Linked DNA regions of Homo sapiens: region 2 is linked to region 1. Evidence: read pairs that join two places in POLR2A ChIA-PET (ENCODE). Cell type or tissue: PC-9. All regions are shown on one strand. Each heading gives the region's core, and the rest is flanking DNA. Links, peaks and the distances in the headings are about the cores only.

Region 1 (7,028 bases), core at 5-5,004:
CCCTTTCTCCACCTGCCTCGATCCTCTGGCACCTGACTAAGAGAGCCTCATTTTATTTGTAAGACAGTTTTCAAGCATATCAAATGAAAAGGACATTTCTGAGATAGTTAAGAAAATCACCTTAGGGTAAAAGAGCAAGAATTTACACTATGTTTAAACCTTGCTTATAGTCATCATTTTTATGTGCCAACTTTTTGCACTTTGTCCTTGTCTCTTAGTTTTTTTTTTAATACCTTGTGTTGTTTATAGTTTTTTTTATACTACATTGTGTTTCAGTAACTGTAGACTCTGTTCTTTTGAAGGACATATTTGTTTCTTATTTTTTTATCTAGTTTCATATAACTGAACTCAAACAACCTCGCTGAACAATGCTCATTTGGGAAGTGGGAAGGAAATTTCCTTTATGTAGTTGAGAGATGTGGCTAAAGATAAAATCCACGTAGCTTCTGGCAATAATGTAAGCAGCTTCCAAATTAAAAAAGAAACCACTGTATTGAATTCTGGTCTTGCTGTGTGTTTTAATTACCCCTGTATTAAAAAAAAAAAAAAAAAGAAATGGATTCCCAGCACATCTTGCTTTAGTGCCTATTAAATATGGATTAAATTGCATCAGTCCCTGAGTCGAATGCGCTAGAGAGAAATGTGACTGTTACAGTGAAGTATTTTGACCAGCTGAGATATTGTTCCCTCCAACCAAAGAAGTTTTACCACAGGTGCCCGACCAAGCCCTCACGCCCCATGCCAGTACTTCCAGCCTCTGCCTTTTAGTATGCTGCTTTGCCCTGAGATTCAGAGGGGGTACTGAAGACTTGGACATGGAGGAAATACCTAGTTGTTGGTAAAGTATCTATTGGTGTTAGAATTATTACTTAAGGAACTAATTTGGGAAGCAGAAGCTCTGCCCAGGAAGCAGCATAGATATAAGCACATTACATCATCCTGCGGTACGGTGTCTTTCATACCGGTGATCATTGTGGTCGGGGCGAAAAGAATCATCTTAACTGAGAATTATAAAGAACCGAAGACCAAGACGCAGGACTTTTTAAAGCAGAGCATCCTCCACACAGTTCTCTCCCCAGGAGAAGTCTGCTGTAAAACATCAGTCATAAACAAGAAATTCTGTTTATACCATAGAGCTTTATTTTCCATAAAAAAATTTCCAGATATTCCATTTTCATTTTAAATTCAGAGCCTTGTTTTTATGGAAGACATTTTCACTGCAATTTTGGATATAATGTCTGTATGACAAGGCTACAGGCATTGCTCCTACTGTAAACAAAATGTTAAAACCACACATTTTGGAGAAATTGAGTTTTAGCACTTTTTATACTTGTAGATGGAATGAGGGAAAACATTTTTAATAACAATTGTGGCTGGGTTTAGAGCTTTCTTTTGGTAGCGCCTGTTAGTAGTGAGATGAAAGATGATGAGTTCGGTTAAGGATGTGCCAGGACCTAAGGTTCAGTACTGTGAGTGGCCTTCTCCCAGCCAGACTGCCCACGAGGCTGCGATAATGCTCATGGTGCATTACACGATTTACTTCTGACCCATTCCAGCCAAAAAGCAATCCCCACAAAGTCCCCTGGTCTTTTCCTTTTCTTTTTACCCACAGCAGCCTTCTCTTTACCTCCTCTTCAAACACAAGAGCCAGTTTTCAAGTCCCATTTCAGTTCAGGGTAGCCCTGGGACATTTTCCTCTACCCCCAGGTGACCTCTGGTTGCCAGCACTGCCTGCAACCTGAGCTTGAGAGTCCCAGTTCCACATGGAATTCCCAGAGGCACCCAACCTAAAGGAGCCCTGAGTGAATTCTCAGAGGTCTTTCCAGACTTGGCTGTGATATAGGCCGCAGCCAGACCTGCAGCATACAACCTGCACAGCCCAATGTCCTGGTTTCCATTTATACCTGGTAAGTCACTGTTTTGTGGATATTTAGTCTCTTGTTGTTCCTCCTTTAGTCGTAAGGATGACTAAGTTTAATGAATACAGGATTTGTAGCTTAGAGATCTGAGTTTTATTACTGGTTTGACATTAAGTGACCCTAAGCTATTCATTTAATCTTTTTATTGGGTAAGCATACTTACATATGAAGTGGCCTGTTTTGAGAGCTTTTAGATTGCCTTTAAAGCACTTTGATCTCCCTGGAAGTAGGTGCTAGGTAAATAAAAGTTACTCTCAATAGTTTTTCTACAGTAGCAACAGTGGATTCCAGTTTAGTTCTGATAATTCACTAAACTAGGGGCTGCCTTGTAAACTGTAATAAAATGTAAAGAGAATCCCATTGCTAGCTGTACTTTTCATCTCTGCATGTCAGAGAATTCACTGACTTGGTAGCCACAGGAATGAAAACTGGTGACTCACAAGAACTCTGCAAATGGTGTTATTTTTCATTTCCCTATGGTGTTGCTATTGTTCCCAATTTTATGGATCACACAAGTTTTCATCAAACGACCTTGTTCTCCCGCTGTTTTGACATCACCCCAAATGTAGCCTCAGGGTTGTCGTCTCCCATTGGGTCAGTGTAAGCTCAGCCCAGCGCCTCAAATCCCTTGGTTCCTTTGGTCTGTCTGGAGTCCTATTCAGGCTTTGTTGTGGGAGAAGAAGGCAAAGAGCCCACGACTTGCCCAGACAGTCTGAGGCCTGGCCATGTAGCTTGCAGTTCCCTAGACACTCTGGAGTTGGACTTGGCCAGCCATCCCTCTGTTGTTACTTTTCAGAGGTAATAAGTGAGATTAATTGCAGGCCATTCTCCGGAAGAGAAAGTAGTTAGAGCCAAATACAGTCACATGTTTAGAAGCCTGAGGTGTGCCTCCAAGCAAGGCCGACTTAGAATTATACAGTAGGGACTCCAGGATGCAGGTACCAAGTGTTTATGACCTCTCTCTTCCTTAAAGTGATGTTTTCAGTTTCTAGGTGCTGATACGTGGGTGTGTTAACTTTTCTTTAGCCAATGAGAAAGATTAGATTTTTCAAGCTGCCTTTTAATTATCCATTTTTGGGGTACATGGGAAGTCATTAGGAGCTGAAAGTTGATGTGCAGAGCCATCTCATCATTACTGCCAGCCTTCCATGGAATTGGACTGCATCAGGGAGGATTTTCTAGGTGTGGAGCACTCAGTGGGTTCTTAGTGCGTTTTTCTTTGTGAGACATGGAAGGGTTACTGTAAAGTCTTGGCTGCTGCTTGGAATGATTTGGGAAGAACAGGGCCTCAGACAGCTTGGCAGGAACCTGAGGCCCTGTTTTTTTCCAGTCCAGCCCTTCCTTGTGGATCGAGCTGTCAGGGAATCCCACGAATGTCTGGCTCCTGCCCCTTTGTATGTTTTTCCAGCATTTGTCATTGAATTATTTTTATCCACCTCTGGCTTTTTCACACATGCATCCTGGGCATTTGTCTGTTCCTCGATATGAAAGATGGGAGAATTTGCAGAAAGAGCACAGCTGTGAGTTTGTTCCTACTTTTTTGTGATAGGACAAGACATTGTGGGCATGGGCTGCTCCACCTGGCCAGCTCCCATTGTCTAGAGAACATCTGTATGAACTTGAAATGCCACCGAGGAGTGGGAAATCTTGAGAAGTTGGAACCATTTTCGATGTCACCCTGTCCTTCTGCCCTCTTATTCAACAATAGATTATAAATAGCTTGGTATTCTGCTTTGCGTAATTTTAAGGTACACATTTTTCAGAGATTCTGATTCTAGTTTAGTTAATAATACTTTCCTCCCTTCTTTTAGATTATTCTTAGAAATGTTGCTGGAGATTCAGGTCTCTAACTTCTCATCTTTTCATTCTCAGTCAGTCCTCAGAAATACTGAATTTGTTAATTTCCTTTAAAAATATGTCTTATGCATTTTCTATATGTCAGGCATTGTGTTAGTTGCTGGGGAGGAGCAGTAAATAAAACAGAATGGTTCCCAATCTCAAAATTTACTCTCTAGGGTATATCTTCCATGTTCTCAGCACAGTATTGGGTGCTGGGTAGGGCCTAAAAGACTTTTGAAGACATAATGTTTGATCACTAAGAGGCTACTGTCTGGCAGGGAAAGGGAGTGTATACACATGAAACAATCAGAGCAGTGGCAGGGGGCATATGACAAAGATCTGAATTTTATGGGATAGACAATTTGAAGAAAGGGTGTCAAGAAGGGCATGTAAGGAGTCAGTCCTGTCCCGGATGAACCTTGAGGGTCGTATGCTCAGTGAAGCCAGCCAGTCACAAAAGGACAAATCCATTCATACGAAACATCTAAAGTAGTCAAAATCATAGAAACAGAAAGTAGAAAGGTGGTTGCCAAGGGCTGGGGGAAGAGGGGAGGGGGAATTAGTGTTTAATGGGTATAGAGTTTCAGCTGTGAAAGATGAAAATGTTCTAGAAATCTGTTGCAGAATGATGTGAATGCACTTAACACTCCTGAACTATACATGTAAAAATGGTTAAGATGGTACATTTAAAATTATGTGTTTTTTTTTTTTTTTTAAACAAAGAAGAGTATGTAAGGATTTAAGAGAGCTCCATAGTTCCACAAAAATTACTTAGTGGCCAAATGGCAAGGTTTTGTTTTTATCCTCTGCCTCTGTTATAAGGGAATTATTCTGAACATAGTCCTTTAAATACTTCTCTTTCTTGAAAAGCATGTTACCTTTATAGGAAATGGGCCCAGCAATTTCTGTTAGGAAGATGGCATAGTATGGTGGGAAGAGAAGGGACTTTAGAGTCAGACAGACCTAGGTTTGCCTTATTAAGTGTGTGACCTTGGGCAAGTTGCTTAGCTTTTCTGAACCATAATTTCCCCATCTTTTTTTCAATGCACATAGTTAAACCCACCTCATTAAGTTGTTGTAAGATTAAACTGAGTTGTGTATGTGAAAGTGGCCAGCATGGTTTTTACTTTTTACTTTTTTGGTGTAGGTTTCTTGGTAACTCTCAGTTCCCTTTCCAGAAAAAAGAAAGAAAGAAAGAAACTTAAAATTGAACTTGCTTGGGATATGGTATTGCTCACCACTTAGTTTAGTACCTAGTTTACATCACTCTGGCCATCACCCTGTGCAGTACGCTCCTGGGACTGGATAACAGAAATCTGGCCTTTCTAGCCGAGGATGGGAAGGCATCAGAGTGGGGCCAACAAGAGACTCTTCCTTTTTCTTTGACCCCTTGGTTGGAGGTCAGCTTCTTTCTACTCAGCAGGCCCTTTTTCTCTGCTGTCTCCTGAATGTTGAAATTTCCATTGCAGCTCAATGTTCCAGCCAGTAAACACTCATATTTTCCATCTATCCTGGGGGTCGAGCTTTGGGAGAGCTTTTCTCTGGAGCAGTTTGGAGCTTATAATTTTGTACTTTATCCTGTTATATAAACAATGCTTTCCAGCCAAAGAGCACAATCAAAGAGAAACTACTTTTTGTGGGGGGGACTAAAAAAAATTCATATTCAGAGTCCTGTAGAAGTGATATTTCACTCCTTATGCCTCTTTCTTCTCTTTCATAAAATAAAGTTTACCTCACCTTTCTCCTGAGTCTTAACTCTCACTATTCCTTCCCCTGAGGAAAACGATTTCTCCAGTACATGTATGATAAAGGCCTGTACTTCCATCTGAATTTTCTCTGCTACTTTTCTCACTCAGCCAGACACGTAACCTCTCAAGAGTTATACGCTGCATCAGTTCAAGCTCTGTGACAGATTCTACAGTTCCTCCTTCACCGAGAGAGCTGAGTGCTGTCAGTGTTTGTGCCAAGAGCAAAAGTGATTGGCTTCTGCCTAATAAAGGAACGTTGGGAAGCTTAGGAAATCTGTCAAAGATAGCTGGCTGGACGTCATACCAGGGCCTAGGTAGCATAGGTTCGGGAACCTGGGGCCGAGTGTCAGGAGTGAAAAACGTGGATCTTTCTTATCCACAAGTCAGAATAAAGCATGGAATGCAGTGTTTGCAGTTTGCCAGTGTCAGTTTTTCTAGTTAAGTTTGCCTCTCTCACTCCACTCCACACTGCTTTGAAGTATTAATGATAAACCACCTTCTATTTCCTTAGGATACGCGTACACACACACACACACACACACACACACACACACACGAGTCTTTGTTAGAGGCAAAACCTATGTGAATATACTTACACTCCTGAACTGTACACATAAAAATGGTTATGATGGTACATTTTAAATTATGTGTGTGTTTTTTTAACTACAACGTTAAAAAAAAAAGAGTATGTAAGGATTTAAAAGAGAACCCCATAGTTTCACAAAAATTATTTACTGGTCAAATAATTTTTTTATTTAACTGTTTAATCTTATTTAACTGTTTACTTTATAATTTTGTAACTCTACAAAATGGATGATTATTTTGGTTTTAAGAGGCCTGGTTATGACAAAGTTCCTTACACTAAGCTAAATGAGACTCTGTTTTTAGAATTAGGAAATTATAGGAGTTGTTTTATTTATAATTTAGTTTAATTCTCCTGGCATGGTTTTTCTATCAGCTTCTGTCCCTTCAAGTTAACTGGTTTACCAGCTTTGGAAGAGCCTGGGAAGATCACAGGCGTGATGAAACACAGTCTTTCTTTCTGACTCATGTAGAAGAACATTGATGATCCATATTTAAAGCTTACCTAGTATTGACTCAACAAATTTAGAAGGAAAACCAGCCAGTTTTCCTGATCCTTTAACTAACCCACCTGCCCTTCTCGCTGCTAAAAGACTCTCAGCGTATTACCTACCCAGTACAGCTAAGAAATCAATGCTCTTTTTTAAGAGGTCTCAGGAGTTAAGATGCTAATAAGAAAAAACTCCCTGTATTTATGCTTTCATAAAATAAAACTATAGAACTATATATCTGCAAAGGAATAAAAGTCCTCTCTTTCCTGAAGCTGCTTTGTGGGACAAAGTTTTGGTATAGGCTCTTAGTAGCTAAGTCTTAGTTCCCTTTTTTTGAAAGAAACAAAATTGTACTTGCTTGGTATATGGTATTTGCTACACTGGGACACAGTTTAGAGTCAACTGGCCGTAACTCACGTACAATAAAATACAGTATTATAGCAGGGAAA
Region 2 (7,460 bases), core at 1,366-6,365, 510 kb before region 1:
AAGTTCCACCTTTGAATGCTATACTGCATTGGAGGAAACATTATTGCTAAGAAGCTTATGAAAGAAAATTGCTAATGAATATTATGCTCTGAGAGCAATTAGAATGTGCAATTGGTAAATCGCCTTATCATGGCATTGCATGATGTCACAATGACATGCAATGGGGAAGAACAATGAGCATCATGGGTGTGTATTAGCAGAGATTTGGCTTTAAAATGGAATGAAACCACAAAGTACACAAAGAACAGAGTATGAGGCTGGGCGCAGTGGCTCATGCCTGTAATCCCAGCATTTTGGGAGGCGGAGGCAGGTGGATCACTTGAGGTCGGGAGTTCAAGACCAGCCTGGCCAACATGGTGAAACCCCGTTTCTACTTAATATACAAAAATTAGCCGGGCATGGTGGTGCACACCTGTAGTCCCAGCTCTTCAGGAGGCTGAGGCAGGAGAATCGCTTGAACTCAGGAGGTGGAGGTAGAGGTTGCAGTGAGCCGAGATCACGCCACTGCACTCTAGCCTGAGCGACAGCACGAGACTCCTTCTCAAAAAAAAAGAAAAAAAGGACAACTTATGAAACAAGGCTTTGCTGCTTTATGTATGTGTACTGTGTATGTTTTGTTGAGTACGTGCTGTATGCTGCACGTGTTGCATGTGTATGTGTGTAACGTGGGTGTTGTGTGTGTGTGGTTGCATAAGTGAAGGAGAGTTGCATGATGAGTGATTTCTTCAATACTGAAGGCCGTACAGTCCCACAGCCAACACATAGTGCTTCCTGTGAGCCAGGCATTCCACCCAGTGTTTTACATATAATCCCTCACTCATCTTCACAACAACTTTGTGCGGTAGCTAGTAACAGTATTCTCATTTAGTGGACGAGGAAATGGAGGCTCAGAAGGATCAAGCATCTTGCCCTAGATCACCTAGATGGTACAAGGGAGAGCTGGGATTTGAACCCAGGCAGACTGGCTTCAAATTCTGTGTTTTGGTCTTTTCTTCATTTGTGTCCCTCTCGCCTTGTGAGAAATGATAGAATTATTCTCATTACATGATGGGAGAACCTGGGAACAATGTGAACATGTGTTGGCTCAGACAACAGTCTCAACTACACACTGGGGAAACGTGGGGAGGCAAACTCGTTTCACTGATTTGTCTCCTCTAAAACTTCTCCCTTTGCTGAATCCCACTTTTTTTCCCCTCTCTTTCTACAGGTGTTGATCCCAACTGTACAACCTGAATGCTGTTCTCAGAGTCACTTCCTGGTAACCCAAACTATGACCCAATAAATATTAGCTACTATCATCATCATCAATAATAATAATTATCATCATCCAAAAGCATTCTAAATAATAGAGAAAATAAGAGAAAGGGGGCAAAGGGGAGAGGTTTCCCTACTAACCAGGAGGGGTGATGATGTAGGGCAATACAGAAAGTCTAGAACAAGAACATGTCTCTGTTTTTTTTTGAGACAGGATCTCGCTTTGTCTCCCAGGCTGGAATGCAGTGGCACAGTCATGGCTCACTGCAGCCTCGACCACCTGGGCTTAAGTGATCCTCCTGCTTCAGCCTCCTGAGTAGCTAGGACTACAGGCATGCACCACCACACCTGAATAATTTTTTTAAAAAAATTTTTAGTAGAGACGAGGTCTCCTTATGTTGCACAGTCTGGTCTCTAACTCCTGAGTTCAAGGAATCCTCCCGCCTTGGCCTCCCAAAGTACTGGGATTACAGGCATGAGCCACTGCACCCAGCCCCCTGTGCCTTTTGAGGAGTGGGAAGAGTTATTAAATAGAGCAGAGGACTCCTTCTCAAATCCCTGTCTCTAGTGACTTCTGTATGGGTTGGAACTGATGGTTGTATCATTCTCTCCCTCCACTATTAAGGGTATAATACATGGTTACACTTTTATCTTGCTATTCAATTTCCTGCTGTGGCTATTCTGGGAATTTGGCCAGCACCTTTCACATATAAAAGCTCAGCTTTAGTGCTGTGAGGAGTTGGTTGGGCAGAAAGCGACAGAGGCTCCTGGTTTTATAGTCATGTGGGGACAAGATTTAGCTTTCCCAAATCTGGGGAGACGTCAACCCTGGTGTTCACAATATGAACCTAGACCCTGGCGAATCCAACCAGGACTTAGCACAGACCTTGTTCAGAGCTTTGCTACAGGAGGAAGTCTGCTTCTGCCCTCCGGCTTTTTAAGCCAAAGGATGGTGATGCAGGAAAGCAGCCTGGCTGTGCTCTTTCTTTGGTGCTGGTGGATTTCAACTGAACCCCACAAGTGTCACTGGAGGGCCCACCATGGACAAACTGTGTGTGTGTGTGTGTGTGTGTGTGTGTGTGAGAGAGAGAGAGAGAGAGAGAGAGAGAGCATAAAATACAGAGATAAAAATGACAGGATCGCTACCCCTGCCATGTTCATAAACAGCAGGCTGCGTGGCACAATGGAGCATGCATGAGAGTTGGAGGCAGACAGACCAGTGCCCCAGTCCTCGGCTGAATCATAGTTCTGCTACTGAAGAATGTGGTTTTATATTAGGGGTGATGCGAAGAACTGTAGGGACCTATGGGTAGGAGATGATAATTCTGGAAAAGAGGAGTGCCTTGTGTTTGCTGCATTCTTGAAGAATTTTTTATATTTGCTTCTGCTCCAGAAAATGAGAAAAATTAAGTACAGAGGCAAGTAACTTATGAGATAGACACAGAATAAGAGGAATTTCTGGGTTGAGTATAGATAAAATGATAAAAGAAATGGGAATGTTAGTTATAGACAGAGGAATAAAAAGACCAAGTAGGCTGGGCACAGTGGCTCACGCCTGTAATCAAACACTTTTGGAGGCCAAGGTGGGTGGGTCACACGAGGCCAGGAGTTTGAGACCAGCCTAGCCAGCAAGACGAAACCCCGTCTCTACTAAAAATACAAAAATTAGCCAGACGTGGTGGCACATGCCTGTAATCCCAGCTACTCGGGAGGCTGAGGCAGGAGGATAACTTGAACCCAGGACATGGAGGTTGCAGTGAGCCGAGATTGTGCCATTGTACTTCGGCCTGGGTGACAGAGCAAGACTGTTTCAAAGAAAAAAAAAAAAAGACCAAGTAAACCCTAAATATTTATAAGGCATAGATCATGTCTTCTCTAGATCAAAGCAATGTCATTTCTAAATTGGCCACCCAGTGGTGACACTCTTAAAGTCCCAGAAACAGGTAAGACCCACGGGTGCTCAGCAGGTTAATTGGGGTGTGGCGGTGTGACCAGGTGTACCTGCCCCCGACTTCCCAGTAGAGCCAGTTTGTATGCTGACTACATACACCTCTGTCCAGCAATTCCCTTTGCATGCCCTCAGTCTCTACCTTTGTAACCACACTGTCAGGTGGGAAGGCTGATGTGGCAGAGGGAGAATCAGACAGGAGAATGTTACGTAACCAAGGATTCAGGGAGGTGATCGTTTCACCTGCTTGCACCTATCCTAGGTGTGTTCACCTGTTCTATCTCTTTGCCCTTGCTTCTTGCTGTGTGTTTATTTATTTATTTATTTATTTATTTATTTATTTATTTATTTTTGAGATGGAGTCTTGCTCTGTTGCCCAGGCTGGAGTGCAGTGGCACGATCTCGGCTCACTGCAAGCTCCGCCTCCCAGGTTCACACCATTCTCCTGCCTCAGCCTCCCGAGTAGCTGAGACTACAGGCGCCCACCACCATGCCTGGCTAATTTTTGTTGTTTTTGTTGTATTTTTAGTACAGATGGGGTTTCACTGTGTCAGCCAGGATGGTCCTGACCTCAGGATCCACCCGTCTCGGACTCCCAAAGTGCTGGGATTACAGGTGTGAGCCACCGCGCCCAGCCTCTGTGTGTTTAAAATGGATTAAATAAGTACCTTAATTTGGTCTTCAAGCCTTCTGTGATCTCTGGGGTAGCCTGCCTGGAAGAGTAGTTGGAGGCTACTACCATTGCCTCAAGGTAATCTTCCAAGGGACAGGGGAGTCTTAGATCAGGCTTCCCGGGAGCAAAGCCAGAGATAGGGATCCTTGTGCCAGTAGTTGATAAGGAAGCTCTCTCTGGAGAAGGTGGTCTGGAGGAAGTGGGTAAAACGAGATAGGATAGGGGAAGAAGTAAAGTAAGGATGAGGCTCAGCTGCAGAATAATCTCAGCCTGGCTCCACCTGGGAGCCCTAGGGGTGTGGAAGGCACTATGGATTGGGGCTTCCTTGAGGCAAGAGGGCCAGCCTTTGTACCTTGTTTTAGGATATGGTAAAGGGGGTCTTGGTGGGACACCAGCAGCATCCCTGACAGGGGATTGGCCTGAACTCCCCTCCCAGGTGAGTAACAGGGGCAAGGGAGAGAAGCAAGAACATGGCTGGGAAAGTGGTGACATTAAGGACTGGAAAGGCAAGGTGCGATATAGTCTGGAGGTGTCTGAAAGTGAGAGAAAGACCCATGAAAGCCAAGTGCAAACTGAGAATAAATTTGCCACACTGATGGTATCAGTGTGGTATCAGTGTGGCTGATGGTATCAGCCTAGGACCAGGCTAGGCCACACTGCAGTAACAAATGAGCCACCAAGTCCATTTCTTGCTCACACTATCTATATGTCCATTGCAGACCAGCAGGGGCCTTTATGCAGTATTGGCAATCAGGGATCTAGGCTGATGGAAGCTCTCACTTGACATGAGCTTCCGCTATTGCAGAGGTGGGGAAGAGGACACTGGCTCTGGAAGCACGCATTTTTTTTTTTTTTTTGAAATGACATGGGTGTCACTGCTGTTCAGATTTCATTGGCCAATTCCAAGGCCAGGAAGCCATAGGGAGCCACGGTGTGTTCTTGAGCATGTGTGGGATTTGGAGCAGTGTGTAGGAAGAGTCAGATGACCATGGCATGTGCTGGGAGGAGCTGCTGGCAAGGAGAATAGCTGGGACCGGTCTGTGCAGTAATACACTTGAAGCATCTTTCCCCTCTGAGACCTTTGGGCAACTCTGGTAAGAAGGCTACTTATCAGGGTCTAGTTTTTGCAGCCATCAGCCTCGTTCTGCAGGAAGAGGAACCAGTTCTATGTCCTCAGGAGGGAAGCCTCACCAAGCCAGGACCAGGAGTTGGAAGAGTGGGGAGGGCTGCATTGCTGAAGGCCCTCCCTCAGTGAACACCTCATAAAAAGTTCTGCAGCTGATCTAGGCAGGCTGCAGAGGGCTGAATACTGCCAGAATTGTGCACACTGAGCTGGCTCCACAGGCAGGGTTACCTGATCTCTAAGTCATGCTGGACTTTGAAGCCTCAGGCTTTTATTGGAGGTGCTATGACCACCTGGTCAGCTACAGGCTGAAGATTCCTGGCATCAGAAAAAGCCAGTCTCCAGTCAATGCTCCTTCCTCAGTGTGGAGGTTTGATTGTCCATCAAAACCTCAAGGGCAGTGGTTCTTTAACTTCAGCATGCAAAAGACTGCCTGGAGTGCTTTCTAAAAGTGCAGACTTCTGGGACCCATCACCCTGGGGTGGGCGTGGGGGTGGGGGAGTTTGCATTTTAAATAAGCACACAGGTAACTGGGAACAGGTGGTCCAAGGATCATGCTTGGGGATAGAGAAGGTTCATCACTTACTTATTCAAATGTAACAGCCCTATGAAGTAGGCAATGTTATTTTCATTGTCATTCTCAATTTGCAGATAGATAAAATTAGGTTTAAGGAGATTAACTAAACTGCCCAAGGTCAGAGAGTTAGTAAATAACAGAACTGGATTTCTAACCCACTGAATTACAGCCTGTGCTGCTATCTAAGATCTGGAGAAAGCAGTAGGGAAACTGGTGGGCTGCGTGTATGTGTGGGCTTACTGCCTGACATTCCCCAATATGAGCCTCTATTTTAGCCATGCTAATGATATCAGTTAGGACCAGGCTAGGCTATGCTGCAGTAACAAATGAGCCACCAAGTTCGTTTCTTGCTCACACTATATGTCCATTGCAGACCAGCAGGGGTCTTTATGCAGTATTGGCAATCAGGGATCTAGGCTGATGGAAGCTCTCTCTTGACATGAGCTTTCACTATTGCAGAGGTGGGGAAGAGGACACTGGCTCTTGAAGCATGCAATTTTTTCTGGAAATGACATGAGTGTCACTGCTGTTCAAATTTCACTGGCCAAGTAAGTTCCATGGCCATGACTGAGTTAGTCAAGGTGTAGAAATGTAAACTTTTTAAACTTTATTATTTATTTTTATTTTTGAGACAGAGTCTTGCTCTGTCATCCAGACTGGAGTGCAGTGGCACGATCTCAGCTCATTGCAACCTCTGCCTCCCGGGCTCAAGCAATTCTCCTGCCTCAGCCTCCTGGGTAGCTGGGGTTATAGGCACCTGCCACCATGCCCAGCTAATTTTTTGTATTTTTAGTAGAGACAGGGTTTCACCTTGTTGGCTAAGCTGGTCTCAAACTCCTGACCTCAAGTGATCTGCCCGCCTTGGCCTCCCAAAGTGCTGGGATTACAGGCGTGAGCCACTGCGCCTAGCCAGAATGTAAACATTAATATAGTTCCCCATACCAACCAACTCATAAGACCCTAAATGTATCTCATTCTCTCGTCTTTGCACATGCTATCCCATCTCTCTCAAATGTCCTGTCACTGCTTCTCAGCTAGGCTAGCTCGACTGAGCATCATATTCTACATCACCTGCCATCAGCGCTGGGCAGCCTTTCCAAACCCACCCAGGCTGGATTAGATGCCCCTTCCTCCATCCCCCCAGAGGATCCTGGGCTTATTTCTACTACAGCATGTGTCATGTTGCATTGCAACTTTTAATTTCCTTGTCTGTCCCCCAAGCTCACTGGACTATGGGCTTCTGGGGATGGGAATACAGAGTGTCAGGCCTTGTACCTCTAGCCCCTGGAAGGCAGGAGATTTACACGAGCCTAGGAGCAGAATGGCAGAGTCCCTAATAGCTGGATTCTGGACCTTGCAGGAGCTGTTCTCCTTTTCCTACCGGGGCAGGATGTCTAGGGGCTTTAGAAAATGGGGAAGAGGAAGGTGAGGATATTCTGTGGCTTTAGGATGAGCCAACTGCAGACGGAGGAAGAAAACTCCCCGTTACAGAAGGAGTGGAATTTTTCCAAGGCTTCATTGCTCCACCATGGAAAGACTTGTCCAAACCCTAGTTAGTCACTGCCCGGAGCCAGCTGTGTCACCGTGGGGTGAACTTCAAGGGTCCAAGGAGAGGACATGCCGCAGCTGGGGGAAAATCTTGGCTGTCCTCAATTGGGAGCCCCTGATACCCATTTAAGGTAATTGTTGGCAAAGGAGCAGGTGTTCATGGCCTCCTCAGAGGCAGCCTTGCTTGAGTCCTGTCATGCCACAGCCTCTGTGTCCTTGGGAAGACTGTTTGGGGTCAAGAACGGGGGATCAAGATCTGTTCAGCAGGGGCATCTGACTCCGATGTGGGGATTAGTTGCTGGGTACCCACACCTGGGGTAACCACAGAGGAGAGGCA

The links. Peaks named below come from ENCODE experiments on the same cell type or tissue, not always from the same donor. Only the 100,000 strongest peaks of a DNase experiment are listed, where the experiment ranks them.
Region 2: POLR2A ChIA-PET joins it to region 1 with 8 read pairs; 1 of 35 experiments calls an interaction of 5 or more read pairs at or near these places.

The regions. Positions count from the first base shown.
Region 1 is chr14:75,820,271-75,827,298 of GRCh38, forward strand. The region is part of intron 28 of TTLL5 (tubulin tyrosine ligase like 5); the gene reads left to right. Among named protein-coding and RNA genes, the nearest start is that of TGFB3, 160 kb to the right of the region's middle. In PC-9, for the core only: no CTCF peak of the experiment used is centred there; DNase peaks (open chromatin) are centred at 2,011 and 2,351; H3K27ac peaks cover 2,512 bases.
Region 2 is chr14:75,313,323-75,320,782 of GRCh38, forward strand. No RefSeq gene overlaps it. Among named protein-coding and RNA genes, the nearest start is that of LINC01220, 23 kb to the left of the region's middle. In PC-9, for the core only: a CTCF peak has its summit at 3,173; DNase peaks (open chromatin) are centred at 1,959 and 3,299; H3K27ac peaks cover 478 bases.